Regions from separate parts of the Homo sapiens genome. Here all the other regions are linked to region 2. Evidence: chromatin contacts called from ENCODE Hi-C or POLR2A ChIA-PET data. All regions are on one chromosome and are shown on one strand. Each heading gives the region's core, a stretch centred on a gene start or an enhancer-like site at or near the end of the contact. The rest is flanking DNA. Distances are from core to core; before and after follow the strand shown. Region 1 has its middle 9.6 kb from the start of MIR6819. Region 2 holds the start of APOL3 (apolipoprotein L3). Region 3 has its middle 36 kb from the start of RBFOX2.

Region 1 (4,380 bases), core at 1,487-3,986, 120 kb after region 2:
ACATTTAAATATGAGAACCAAATAAACTTGTTGCCAATCAGTACCAAAATTAAAGTACAATGGTAGTGCTTGGGAAGGGAGGCACTGAAAAGGAAGATTAATATCCTCGTTTTATAAAATGGGGAGTCAAGAAACACTGGCCATAGTGAGGGCGTAAGAAAAACATTGCAAGTAAATTGTTTACAAAGTTTCTAATGGGGATTATAAAACTAGCGATATAATATTAGAAGAAGGTGGGGAGGGGAGTTAGAAGTGTAAAGATAACTTAATAATAATAAATAAATAATAAGTAATGAATAAAAATATTAATAATAAAAATAGTAATAAAAAAATTATATCCTAATAGGAAGCAAATAAATAGTGATGTCTAAATTTCAAAATGGAGAAAAATAAAAATGCAATAGCTTATATTTATTGACCATCTGCTTTGCACCAGGAACCTTCTAAATGCTTTGCAGGCATTAACTTATTTTTAGTTCTCACAACAACTGTTAGAAAGATACTATTATCACCTGCATGCTTCAGATGAGGAAACTGAAGCTCAGAGAAGTTAAGCTAGTGACAGCACCTAACTAGTGACACCCGGAATTCAAACTCAGGCTTCCTATCTCCAGAGCATGCACTCTCACTATTTCATGTCCCAGCATAAGAAAATTATTTAAATATATTTATTTACTCCCTAAAGAAAAAGCTAGGGCCGGGCGTGGTGGCTCACACCTGTAATCCCAGCACTTTGGGAGGCTGAGGTGGGTGGATCACCTGAGGTCAGGAGTTCAAGACCAGCCTGGGCAACATGGTGAAACCCCGTCTCTACTAAAAGTACAAAAATTAGCTGGGCACAGTGGCATGTGCCTGTAATCCCAGTTACTCGGGAGGCTGAGGCAGGAGAATCGCTTAAGCCAGGGAGGTGGAGGTTGCAGTGAGCCAAGATCGCGCCACTGCACTCCAGCCTGGGTGACAGAGGGAGACTCCGTCTCAAAAAAAAAAAAAAAAAGAAAAAAGAAAAAGCTAAAATTGGGACTAATTGCTCTTAATTTGGGTAAGTGGAGCCGTCTGTACTAATTGATTGATTGATTGGGAAGGGGTAAGTAGAGCCCTCTGTACTAATTGATTGGTCTTAACCATCTGCTGCACTCACTTATTACTTTATTTTTTTAATTTAAGAGGACAGAATTCAGTTTATAGTAGTTAGTAACTGCTAACCTCAATAGCAAGTTAGGTTCTGGTGTCACCTTCCTTGAAGGTTATGGAGCAATGTGAACATGTGCCAGTGAGAAATAAGCCTGCCTCTGATATGGAAGTGCTGGGAAGGGAAGCATGTAGTCCCTTTAAATGATATGGATCCCACCTCTGGGAGGCCTGTAATCCCAGCACCTGTAATCCCAGCACTTTGGGAGGCCAAGGCGGATAGAGCACAAGGTCAGGAGTTCGAGACCGGCCTGGCCAATATGGTGAAACCCCGTCTCTACTAAAAATACAAAAATTAGCTGGGCATCGTGGTGGGTGCCTGTAGTCCCAGCTACTCGGGAGGCTGAGGCAGGAGAATTGCTTGAACCCGGGAGGCAGAGGTTGCCGTGAGCCATGATTACACCACTGCACCCCAGCCTGGAGACAGAGTGAGACTTTGTCTCAAAGAAAAAAAAAGAAAAGAAGTGGGGGCCTCACACACAGTTTCCTGGATAACAGGAACTATTGTAAGAGATCCCACCAAACCACAACCATGCAGAATGAATCACAGCCCTGCACAAAGGCCACCTCTATGAGGACATCTGCCCAACAACTGTCTGTTTAACCTTGAGCTAAGGTGACCCTTGTTATTAATTCTTGTACCTAGGGATCATTATTTAAAATAACTTACATAATTCTCCCCATTTTGGCTTTAAAAACCTCTGCTTTCAGCCGGGCGTGGTGGCTCACGCCTGTAATCCCAGCACTTTGGGAGGCTAAGGCGGATGGATCACCTGAGGTCAGGAGTTCGAGACCAGCCTGCCCAACATGGAGAAACCCCATCTCTACTAAAAGTACAAAATTAGCCGGGCATGGTGGCACATGCCTGTATTTCCAGCTACTTGGGAGGCTGAGGCAGGAGAATTGCTGGAACCCGGGAGGCGGAAGTTGCAGTGAGCCGAGATCGCGCCACTGCACTCCAGCCTGGCTACAAAGCGAGACTCCGTCTTGGGGCAAAAAAAAAAAAAAAAAAAAAAAAAACACCACCTCTGCTTTCCTTTGTCTCCCTGAGTCGGCCTGTGGTCCCACCATGGGGTGTCCTGGCACATCATGTATTCCCAGATTTACAAATCCTTCTGCTCATTCCAGAATAAACTTGTTATCTTCAGAGACTCCCTTTCTGTTGTTATTTTAGGTTGACGACAGACTCCCTGAACGTAATCTCATAGTGGAGCAACCAGAATGGGGACTGCAGACTCAAATCCAGGTGAGAATCAGGTGTCTCTTAACTTCAGGGACGTGGGACGTGAGCAGAGACCATCCATTTGGAGATTCCGAGGATCTAGTGACTAAGAATAGGGCTCAGTTTCACCATCAACACCGCAGGAAAATTCACCCAGGATGTCTGCAGCTCCAGAGGAGGGGGCTTGGGCCAAAATCTTGGGTCCATATGCAATTTCGGCCACTGAGAAGGCAAACCCAACTCGAAGGGGGAAATGAACCCTGAAATTGCTTTGGAAGATGTGCGGTGACATCGCCAGCACCACCTAGTGGAAGCTGGAAGTGTGGACAGCCCTCCTCACAGCCACCACCCCCACCCCGCCCTGCCCCGCCAATGGAGAGGTGTGCTTGGCCAGGTCATGCCCGATGTCATTGTCTGTGTGCACCATGACAGGGACCCCAGCGCCCTGTTCTGCTCTTTTTCAAGGCACCCTGGAAGGAGGTGGCGAGCTTCAAGCTGGGCATTTGACAATGGGGGCTTCTGAAGGCATCAGTGGCTAGCGGAGACAAACAAGCCTAGGACTGCAAAGTGCAGGGGAAGGGAATTGTGTTTCATGCCCACAGCCCCTGGGGACCCCATAGGAGGCTGAGGGAGCAGCCACTGGTCCCGGCCACTCACAGCCCGGCCACTAGCAGTGTCTCATGGACAATCCTTTTTGTCTTTCCTCATATGGAAAAATTGGGCCCTGAGTAACAGGTGTCAGCTTCAGGAAGGTTCAGAAGTAGGTATAAAAATGACAAACACAATCAAGCTCATATTTTCCTGCTGAAGTCTAGACAAATGTGTGTTTCATTTTGATGCACATATAACATTTAAGAGAACTGGACTCATACACAGAGTTAACAGAGTAGTTTTTGGATTCAGATTTGAAATAGGTAATCGAGTAATTGATATAGATGCAGGATTTCAGCTTGAATGCCTCTCTGCTAGTAGGTACTGAGGGTGCTGCAAATAAGCTTTAGCCCAGGGAGAGGGAGAAGCATCTAGCTCAGTGGATCCCAAACAGGAGAAATGAGGAGTGGAGGGTAGGGAGGGTGCTGTGAGCACCCACAGCAACAGGATCTCTGGAACATGCACCAAGGGACATGCGCCAACCTCTATCCCCTTCCCTCCAGCAGCCAAGAGACAAAGGAGACTCTTGTCTGGAGTCATTGCGGTGCCAAAGCATGACCTTAAAAATGATAGCAACTTAGCTGGGCGTGGTGGCTCACGCCTGTAATCCCAGCTCTTTGGGAGGCCGAGGTGGGAGGATCACCTGAGGACCTGAGGTCAGGAGTTCGAGACCAGCCTGGCCAACATGGTGAAACCCTGTCTCTACTAAAAATACAGAAATTAGCCGGGTGTGGTGGCAGGCACCTGTAGTCCCAGCTACTTGGGAGGCTGAGGCAGGAGAATCATTTCAACCCGGGCGGCAGAGGTTGCAGTGAGCTGAGAGCGCACCACTGCACTCCAGCCTGGGTGACAGAGCGAGACTCTGTCTCTAAATAAATAAATAAATAAAATAATAGCACTTAGCTGCTGTGGAAAACTATATGACGGTTCTTTGAAAACTTAAACATAGAATTACCATAGGATCCCTCAATTCCACTTCTGGGAATATACCCAACAGCATGAAAACAGGGACCTGACCAGATATTTGTACAGTCATGCTCATAGCAGCATCGTTCACCATAGCCAAATGGTGGAGGCAACCCAGGTGTCCATTGACAGATGAACGGATAAGCAAAATGGTACGTGTACCCACAGGGAATATTATTCCGCCTTAAAAGAGGAAGGAAATTCTGACCCATGCTGTAACAAGGATGAACCTTAAGGACATTCTGCTAAGTGAAATAAGCCCGTCACAAAAGGACACATGCTGTATGATTCCGTTCATGTGAGGTTCTTACGGTGGTCAAATTTATAAAGATAAGGAGCAGAGTGTTGGTTGT
Region 2 (4,823 bases), core at 378-2,877:
TGCTGGGCATCACCTGGATCTGAGAAGCCCATGCAGGCCTCCAGCTCTCCCCACTTTCCTGCAGCCCCTGCAGGCATCTGGGCTGCAATGTCAACTTTCCCCTGACTCGCACTGCCCCGCCTCCCACCTCACCCCAGATGGGGTCAGCAGCCTGCTGGGGGTCAGCAGGGTAGGGCATCCTAACCCCCTAAGGCAGGTGAAAAACCCTGAGGCTCAGAGAGGGGAAGTGACTTCCCCAGTGTCACACACCTCTTGGAGGGCAGGGGGAAGGTCAACACCTGACCTCCTGACTCTGACATTGAAGCAAGAAAGTATAATGTTAATAATCCAAAATCTTCCAGGTTTGTTTCTGCTTCTACAAACACAGAGGGCTAAGCTCACGCTCCCACAGTTATGCTCACGCTTCCACAGTTTGACTTTTAATCTCATGATTGTCAAGCTGGGATCATGTGGCAGACACCATTCTGCAACATGCCGTTCTCACTGCCCCTGTCTGGGCCATCTTTCCCACTAGGGAACAGCACAGCTTCTTTCTTCTCTATCACCCAGAGGCCTGAAAAGGAACCAGGTGAGTGTCAGGGACATGGAGTCCTGTGATCTACCTGCTCAACTTCCTGACATGGGACCCTCAGCGAGTCACTCATCTCCCATGGCCTCAGTTTACCCACAGGGCCTGGCTCAAGTAGGTGCTCAGAGTCAGGGTGGGTGAAACAACCTCTGGGTTCCTTGTTATCTCTTTTCGCTCTCTCTCTCTTTTTTTTTTTTGAGACAGAGTCTCACTCTGTCAGGAGTGCACTCAGGCTGGAGTGACTGGTGCGATCTCGACTCACTGCAACCTTCATCACCTGGGTTCAAGTGATTCTCATGCCTCAGCCTCCCAAGTAGCTGGGATTACTGGCTTGTGCCACCACGCCCAGCTAATTTTTTGTATTTTTAGTAGAGGCAGGGTTTCTCCATATTGGCCAGGCAGGTCTCGAACTCCTAACCTCAAGTGATCTACCCGTCTCGGCCTCTCAAAGTGCTGGGATTACAGGCATGAGCCACCGCGCCCAGCCAGGTTCCTTGTATCTCAAAGGAAATCCTCTGTCCCCATCGGGCCTCAGCAGCAGCACCCTGGGGCCAGCCTCAGGGTGGCCAGGCCACAAGAAGGACAGGCCAGGCTCTGGATCACCTCCTGTCCTCCACCTTCTCTGGTTCCTCCAAATATTCTAAAGGAATGGACAGTCCCAACATCTGCCTTCCTTCTGGGGTCACCGGGCCATGTCTCACGCAGGCTGGAACTAGAGCTGAGCCCTAGGAAGCTTTGTGAACCCAGCTGAGCTGATTCTGCCTCTGTCTCTACTGTTTGGGGGCCCAGAGAGAGGGAGGGAGAAGTCCAGCTAAAACCTGGGTGCAAATTCAGGCTCTGCCATGGACCGAGATGTGACCTCAGTCAGTTACCTAACCTCTCTGAGCTCATCTACAAAAGGTGAATGACCCTTCTCTTATAGAGCTGCTGTGAGGATGGGGAGATGGGGAAGGTCAGACCACCCCTAACTTACCAAGGAAGCTTCTCTTGAAAGAGTGTGAGCAAGATCCAGCTGTTCTGAGCTGTGTGGATCCCACCTCCAGCCGTGCATCTGCATAATAACCAGACACGTTCTCCAGGCTCTGAGATATACCCTGGAACCCAAAAGGGAAAGTGAAAGTCACAACTTGGCAGCAGCTCCTGATCAAACATGCAAAACAGGATGCTTCCCAGCCCCACCCTTGGCCCAGTCCCATCCTTGGTCCAGCAGCACCCTTGGTCCCACCCTCCTGCTGATCCAAGAGCAGCCCCAGACGTCCTTCTTGGCCAACCCACCTGCCTCCCATACTTAGGGTTGGGGGTTTGCTGTGTCTTCAGGAAGAAAGACCTACCACTGAAAGACTATGAGACCCTCCAGATTACTCCCCACCCCCAATAACACCACACTCCCCAGATGCCCACCTCACTCCCTCCATGCCATCAGCATTACCACAGTCCATCACACATGCCGGGTGGACGCTTATTGCATATTGATTGTATTGCTGTTGGGGTTATTTTGTTGTTTTGTTTTGTTTTGTTTTTGAGATGGGGTCTGGCTCTGTCACCCAGGCTGGAGTGCGGTGGCACAATAATAGCTCACTGTAGCCTCAAATTCCAGGGTTCAAATGAACCTCCTGAGTAGCTGGGACTACAAGCATGAGCCACTCGGCCTGGCTACTTTTAAAAAATGATTTTGAAGGGGTGAAATCTTACTATTTTTACCAGGTTGGTTTCAAACTCTGGCCTCAAATGATCCTCCTGCCTCAGCATGAGCCACCGTTCCAGACCTGCTCTTGTCGAACGCCATACCTGTGTGGCTTCTGGACACTTCCTTATGTGGGTTCTTCTGCCAGGAGCACCTGCTACCTTCACCTGGAAAAGTCACGCTCCTCTATCAGAATGCAAATCTAGCATTTCCTCCCCTGAGAAGCCCCCTAGCATCCTCTTCAGCAGAGCCCACTGCCCCATGTTCCACTCCTGTGGCACTTTTGTTAGGCTGTTGTAATTGGCCACAGTCCCAGGTTGACTGAACAAAGTGGGGGGCGGATGTGGGAGTAAAAGACAAAGACAAAAGAGTATATTAGGAAGAAGGGGTCAGGGGGTTCCTTGCTTCTAGTGAACAAGGGCTCTGAGCTTTTCAAGCTCTCTGAGTTTATTAGGTAAAAGAGATGACGAGAAAAAGGTGGGGGGGTGATTGTCAGGTAATTGTCAGTCAGCCGTTTGGTTCACAGCAGGCTTGCAAGACTGCATCCTTCAAATAATAGGTGCTAGATATCCCAACAGATAACTTCAAGGAGCCCAGCACCAGGGAGTGATGGCCCTCAGGAAACCTTCTGGCGGCGGGTGCAGTGTGAGTTTACCCACATCCCGCATTCATGATAAACAGTTTGCTGTTTGATCATATAGCCTCCAGTGAAATGCTGAGTTGGTCACAATCCCTTTGGCCTTTTCAGCTCCCAACAGGCAGTTAAGTAGACATTAGCAGCTGGGAGGAGAAAAGAGAGCAGAAAGCCTGTCACTGCAACAGCTCCTGGCCCACCTAAGTTCAGCCCCAGAGCCATTCTAAGACCCCCCTAACTGATGAAGTTGGTGGTATAGTTTGTGGCCAGCACATCCTGAAGAAAGAGAAACTAGGGCACAGGTGGAAATTCCCTAAAGGGGCACATGCCCAGTAACATGAAACTGTGCCCTCAGGTCACCCCAAGTTCATTATACCATCATTATAATAAAATGTGGTTTTATTATACAAAAGCCCCAGAGTGGGCTTTTCTGTGAAAATTATGGGTAAAAACATGCATTGCCTAATTTTAGTTATATAACCATAAACTGCCAATCAGATGACATCGTCCTTTACTCAGACACAGCCCCAACCTCAACTTCTCTCCACAAACCGCACAGAAGCACCTTAAACTCTATATAGAGGGGCTGACTTCACTTCACAGAAATTAGCCCACTGTCCCTCTGAGAGTGTCTAACTGTGCTTCAATACACTTTGCTTTGAGCTTGCATTTTGGAGTTAGCCTGCAATTGTTTGCTCACTCTCAGAAGAACTGAGATTACTGGTCCAGAACTCCAGCTCTGTTAATCTCCTCAGTTAAAGGATCCATCCCAGCGCAGAATTCCTGGTAATATCTTAGTGCTGTGACCTGGATGATTTACGTTCAGCATGGCTTTTAATATGTGCTTGATTTTAGCTTGGGGAACTGAAACATATTTTGCTAAAATGCTTCCTTTCGCTTTGGGTCAAGATGTTTGTGCTATGTTTCGCTGCTTGGCTAAGAGAAGTTGCAATGAGTGTTGTATTTGCTGCATTAGAGAGGGGGTATATCCCCCAACATGCCACCAATAACTTTTAGAGAAGGGCTTAGAGAAATCTTCTCTGGATTTAGGTTTAATTAGCTGTTTAACGTGATTAAACAACTTCATTAGGTTGTAGTGGCCATTGAAGCCCAGAGCTTGTTAACAGCCCAGGGAAGCTTTGAGAGGCAAAATGGTTTCTTATGCTCTGGCCACAGAGCCAGGAATCACCCTCAACTCCCTTTAGACTGGGCATTTTGGCTGGATGCAATTTTTAAAATTACTGATTAAGAGAGCCGATTGGGATTCAGATCATGGGATAGCTTGGATAAATGCTAAGTTTAGAGGTTTACAGCCGGGAACGAAGGGTAGGCCCATAGTGGGTCATAACCTTTGGAGAACTCCCCAAATCGTCCTCGCCCACCCTTTTGGGCACTCACCCCACCCGAGGCCCCCTCCCTGCCACACTGCCATAGGCAGCAGCACAGCTTCTGAAGATCGTTTTGCAATTTTTTTTCCTTTTTCTTTTGAACAGAGCTTCATTTCTTTTCTTTCTTTCTAACCACTTTTATTCAGAATCTAGGGGACAAATGTTTTCAGCAAGGCTGTAGTACCCACTGTAGGAAGGGGTCTCCATGCTGGGCACAGCCATGGTCCACACATAGGTACAACTTGAGAGACACACAGACTGCCCCAGGGGAGGCGGAGCCTCCATCTAAAGAGCAGGGGACACTCTCTCCTGGTAATGGTCAAGGATATTGGGATGTCGAGACTACCTTGATCTCAGTGCTGTGTATTCTGGATTGCCAGCTGCATCCACACTCCTATGTAAAACCACAGAGGGCTGCCCAAACTGATGATGTCTCCACAGACAAATACACTTGTGAGACTTTAGTGGACCTCAAGCCTCTCTTTAAAAGACTGCCAAAAAATAAGTAATGCCCACTGACTTTCCCTAGTGCCTTTTTTTAAATATTAG
Region 3 (4,809 bases), core at 2,177-4,676, 95 kb before region 2:
CTAATTTTGCATTTTTTTAGTAGAGACAGGGTTTCACCATGTTGGTCAGGCTGGTCTCAAACTCCTGACCTCAAGTGATCCACCTGCCTCAGCCGCCCAAAGTGCTGGGATTACAGGCTTGAGCCACCGCACCTGGCTCTTCATTAACTTTTATAACTGTAAAGGGGTCCTGAGACCAAAAAGTTTGAAAACCATTGCTAAAATGAGCTACAACGAAAGAAAAGTCAGCGTCAGATTTGAACAAGAGGGGAGATTTTATACTAGAAAGATCCTTCTAAAGGCAGTGTGGAAGCAAGGCCAGAGTGGAACCAGGTTGCGCGCAGGTGCCCCAGTCAGGGAGTGAGACATAAGAATGGAAGGGGACTGGATGCAGTGGCTCATGCCTATAATCCCAACACTTCGGGAGGACAAGGAAGGAGGATTGCTTGAGCTCAGAGAAGTTCAAGAGCAGGCTGGGCATCATGGCAAAATCTCATCTCTACAAAAATTACAAAAGTTAGCCTGACATGGTGGCATACGCCTGTAGTCCAAGCTAATTGGGAGGCTGAGCTGGGAGGATCGCTTAAGCCTGGGAGGTCAAGGCTGCAGTGAGCCAAAATCACGCCACTGTACTCCAGCCTGGGTGATAGAGCAAGATCCTGTCTCCAGAAGAAAAAAAAAAAAGGCAATGGGATTGGGAATAGGAGAGGAGAGTATTTTTGCAAGGAACATTCTATAAGTAGAAATGACAGGACATGTTGGCTATCTGCCCACACTCACCCACCCATTGCTCCTCCCCATAGCAGTATCACTTTCATCTAAATTCCTTATAGTCTTGGCTGTCCTCTCTAATGGGCTTCAAGCTTAATGTGTCCCAAAATGGATTCTTGATTTCTCTCAATCTAAACTTATTCCTAGAGTCTTCCTCATCTAACAAATAAATACATATATAGCAACTCCATTCTTCCAGTTGCTTAGGCCAAAAACAATGAAGGCATTAAATCCAGCAGCAAATCCTGTTAGCCCCATCTTTTTTCTTTCTTTCTTTCTTTTTTGAGACGGAGTCTCGCTCTGTTGCTCAGGCTGGAGTGCAATGGCATGATCTCGGCTCAGTGCAACTCTCCCTCCCCGGTTCAAGCAATTCTCCTGCGTCAGCCTCCTGGGTAGCTGGGACTACAGGCATGTGCCACCACACCCGGCTAATTTTTGTGTTTTTATTAGAGATGGGGTTTTGCCGTGTTGGCCAGGCTGCTCTCGAACTTCTGAACTCAAGGGATCCACCAACCTCGGCCTTTCAAAGTGCTGGGATTAAAGGCATGAGCCACCATGCCTGGCCACCTCCATCTTTAAAATGTTCCCATAATCCAACCACTTCTCACCATCCTTGACTACCTCTCTGACCTCATCTACCACCCTCTCCCTTGCTCCCTCTCCTCCAGTCATGCTGTCCTTGATTATGCTAAGCACTCTCCTACCTCAGGGCCATTGCACTGGCTGTTCCCCCTGCCTGGATTGCTCTTCCTTCCGGATATCAACAGTGATTACTCTCCTACTTGCTTCAGATCTTTGCTCAACCGTCTCTTTATCAGAGAGGGCTTCCCTGAACCCATGTACACATTTCCTATTTGCATCTCTCTTTATCCTGCTTTACTCTTCTGGTTAGCCCTCATCACAACCTGATGTGTTACAGATTTATTTTCATTTGTTTGTATATTTTATGTTCCCCTCCAGTAGCATGTAAGCTCTATAAGAATAGAGACGCTTAGTTTGTATTCCTCAATACCTAGAATGAGCCCTAGCCCAGAGCAGATACTCAACATTTATTTTGAACCAATGGATGAATAATTTGACATTTACATACGTTTTTGTTTGAAAAAAGTTGAATACCACTAATCTTTGGACAAGACGATGGGAGCCTGACATAATCCCTGATGGCACCTGATACAATAGTTAACATGTACTGCCTTAGGTGTTTTTTAAGGTATTCTCTTATTCTTTCTCTTTCTAGCAACCTAGGACGCAGATGCCATTATCCCCATTTTACAGAAGAGGAAATTGAGGTAAAGAGAGATTACATAACTTGCCCAAGATCACACACTAGTTAGCATCAGAGCAAGAGTTTGCACCAAAGCAGCTTGGCCCTATAGTCCACATTCTCTCTCTTTTTTTTTTTTTTGGAGATGGAGTTTCGCTCTTGTCGCCCAGGCTGGAGTGCAATGGCTTGATCTTGGCTCACTACAACCTCAGTCTCCCAGGTTCAAGCGATTCTCCTGCCTCAGCCTCCCGAGTAGCTGGGATTACGGGCGTGTGCCACCACATCTGGCTGATTTTGTATTATTAGTAGAGACGGGGTTTTGCCATGTTAGCCAGGCTGGTCTCGAACTCCTCAGGTGATCCACCCACCCTGGCCTCCCAAAGTGCTGGGATTACAGGTGTGAGCCACCATACCTGGCCTAGTCCACATTCTTAAACACTCTGCCATGATACTTGGATCTGGAAGTACTCTAAACATCTAGTATAAAGGGGTTGGACCGTGATCTCTAAGATGCTTCCAGTTCTATGGGTCTGTGAGCTTGAGATTCTACTACTTAGAATATTCATTGATTATTGACTTAATTAGTTAGCTAATTCATTTCTTCAACACATATTTATTAGCTATTCACTACATGCTAGGTTCTGTGCTAGGCACTTCCCATATATTTTCTTTAATCCTGAGAAGTAGGAATTATGATGCTTATCTTACAGATGAGGAATCTGAGGCTTATAGAACTTAAGAATTTATCCAGGGTCCAGTTATTAGCAGGAACAAGATTCGAGTCCCTGTCTCAGGTCTGCTTTTTTCCAAAACTCAAGCTCCTTCCCTGACCCTCGCCTGCTTCTCTTCCAGCTTGCGGGGAGCTTTTGGGGCCCTACGTGCGTGAAGTTCCAATGAACCCACGGAGAGGCCTGTAGGGGCAGGGGACAGGGGGTGCCTCTTCACCTCTGAGGCAGGATTTCAGAGTCTGAGAGCACCAGTTTGGTCCAGAAACCCTGGCTGGGACGTTAGTAAAGGGGCAAGAATTCACAAACCCTCACGAGGTGTCACTTTTTGTCCTGATCCTCTCCTTTCCCTCCAGCCTGCTGTGGCCAGCGTCAACCACTGCGACATATAACATGCCACATCACCAGACAGGCCAGGCTGGGATCCCAGATAATTTGACAGCAGGGGATTTTCACCATCGGACTGCTTTCCAGTCAGGCAGCACTGAGGCTAATTAAAGCTCCCTCTGGGGCATCAGGGAGAAGGGAGGAGACAGGCACGACCAAATCTAAAGACATACTCGTCCGGGAATCAAGCGAGGGAGGCGGAGGTAGAAGCCTGGCTCGGAGGAGCTCACAGCGGGTCCTGCAGGCAGAACGCGGTCACGTGACTGATGTCCCTCCGGCTGGCAGCTAGCAATACCCCGGATTGCAAACTCTCGAGGTCTCCGCCCATTTCATGGCAGGAAATCAGCGTTTTCCAAGAACGCCCAGTGGCGCGGGCACGGGCCTGAGTCCCGCCGCCCACTGCTCTCGAGAGGCCGGAGCAGCAGCTCCGTGGCGCCCCCTGGAGGCCGCCCCTGCTGGCGCCGTCCCCCGGGTGTCAATAGGCCATGGCGCGCCTCCCTCTCGGTTGAGAGCTGTGGGAGCCCAGGACGTGCCTATTAAAGGTATCTTTTGAAGTGAGAGGGACAAGAAAACGCCTTCTCTTTATGTGACTCTCTGTTCCCCAGCAAAGTTGCCAGGGTCCCCAACAATCGTAGTTTCTCCTTCACGGGAGGTTCCCCTGACGTCCTCTAGAGGGCGCGCGCGCACGGCCAGGGCGATTTCGGGGTCCGCAGCCCACGTGCTGCGCGGTCTCTTCTCCAGGCCACCCCGCTTGTCTAGCTATGCGCTGGGGGCAGGGAAAGATCTCCCTGTAAGATCTCCCTTACATGTGGACATCTGAGAGCTGAGATCTCGATGACCCCGGAAGACCCTTACACCCGGAGTGGAGCGGAAGCAGGATGAGAGAATATTGACTGAGCCCTGCCAGCCACTGTTCTAAGCACTTTTTCCCTGTTCCTGCCGATTTGCTCCTCACAACAACCATAGGAAGTGGAGACTATGATTATCCCCGTTGCACAGTAAGGAAACTGAGGCAAAAGGCGGTTAGGTAACTTGGCGATGTCTCCCGGCTAGGGATAGCAGAATGGGATAGAAACGCAGGCCACGCGGTCTGGAGCGGTGGCTCACGCCTTTAATCCCAGTACTTAGGGAGGCCGAGGCGGGCGGGTTACCTGGGGTCAGGAGTTCGAGACCAGCCTGGCCAACATGGTGAAACCCTATCTCTACTAAAAATACAAAAATTAGTCGGGGTGGGCACCTGTAATCCCAGCTACTCGAGGCTGAGGCAAAAGAATCGCTTGAACCCAGGAGGCAGAGGTGGCAGTGAGCCGAGATCACCCCACTGCACTTCAGCCTGGGTGGCAGAACAAGACTCTGTCTCAAAAAAAAAAAAAAGAATAAAAAAAAGAAAGGCAGGCCACCCGGTGGTGGTCCCTGTGCTCCTCCCCACCCACCCCCGCACTGTGCTGGGCGGTGAGGAGGCGGCTGGCCCAGGAGGTGGGGGTGTGGAGTGGGGCACATCAGAGATTTCAAATTGACCAAGGTCTGTTTTGTGTCAGTTTGTCAGTTTTATGTGTCAGCTTGGCTAAACTATGGTCTCCTGTTATTTGATCAAACACTAATCTATTTTTTCTTTTAGTTTAAAAAATAATAATTAAATGAAAAAATCCTGGCTAATGTTTTTTTTTTTGTAGAGACAGGGTT

Evidence for each region. Hi-C counts contacts between places; a loop is a spot of excess contacts on that map. ChIA-PET counts read pairs that join two places held with the same protein, here RNA polymerase II (POLR2A). Pooled maps may share reads with other maps.
Region 1: a map of prostate gland shows a loop between it and region 2 (3-fold over the local background). The contact joins the enhancer-like site here to the promoter of APOL3 in region 2. A Hi-C loop is called at or near these places in 1 of 168 maps with a recorded cell type or tissue (prostate gland) and 5 of 50 pooled maps. POLR2A ChIA-PET finds 5 or more read pairs at or near these places in 7 of 52 experiments (H1, activated CD4-positive, alpha-beta T cell, activated CD8-positive, alpha-beta memory T cell and 3 more).
Region 3: a pooled map shows a loop between it and region 2 (2.6-fold over the local background). The contact joins the enhancer-like site here to the promoter of APOL3 in region 2. A Hi-C loop is called at or near these places in 1 of 37 single-sample maps with no recorded cell type and 4 of 50 pooled maps. POLR2A ChIA-PET finds 5 or more read pairs at or near these places in 5 of 52 experiments (A549, H1, Panc1 and 2 more).

Annotation. Positions count from the first base shown.
Region 1 is chr22:36,275,120-36,279,499 of GRCh38, forward strand. No RefSeq gene overlaps it. Among named protein-coding and RNA genes, the nearest start is that of MIR6819, 9.6 kb to the right of the region's middle. Within about 2 kb of position 2,737, at least 6 of the 41 ENCODE cell types and tissues checked have a DNase peak (open chromatin) inside an H3K27ac peak, as active enhancers do.
Region 2 is chr22:36,159,128-36,163,950 of GRCh38, forward strand. APOL3 (apolipoprotein L3) reads right to left here and starts at 1,628. Exons shown (of 4, transcript NM_145639.2): 1 at 1,542-1,628. RefSeq lists enhancers at 2,547-3,120, 3,072-3,231.
Region 3 is chr22:36,062,510-36,067,318 of GRCh38, forward strand. No RefSeq gene overlaps it. Among named protein-coding and RNA genes, the nearest start is that of RBFOX2, 36 kb to the left of the region's middle. Within about 2 kb of position 3,427, at least 32 of the 41 ENCODE cell types and tissues checked have a DNase peak (open chromatin) inside an H3K27ac peak, as active enhancers do; they include Panc1, where a contact is called at or near this core.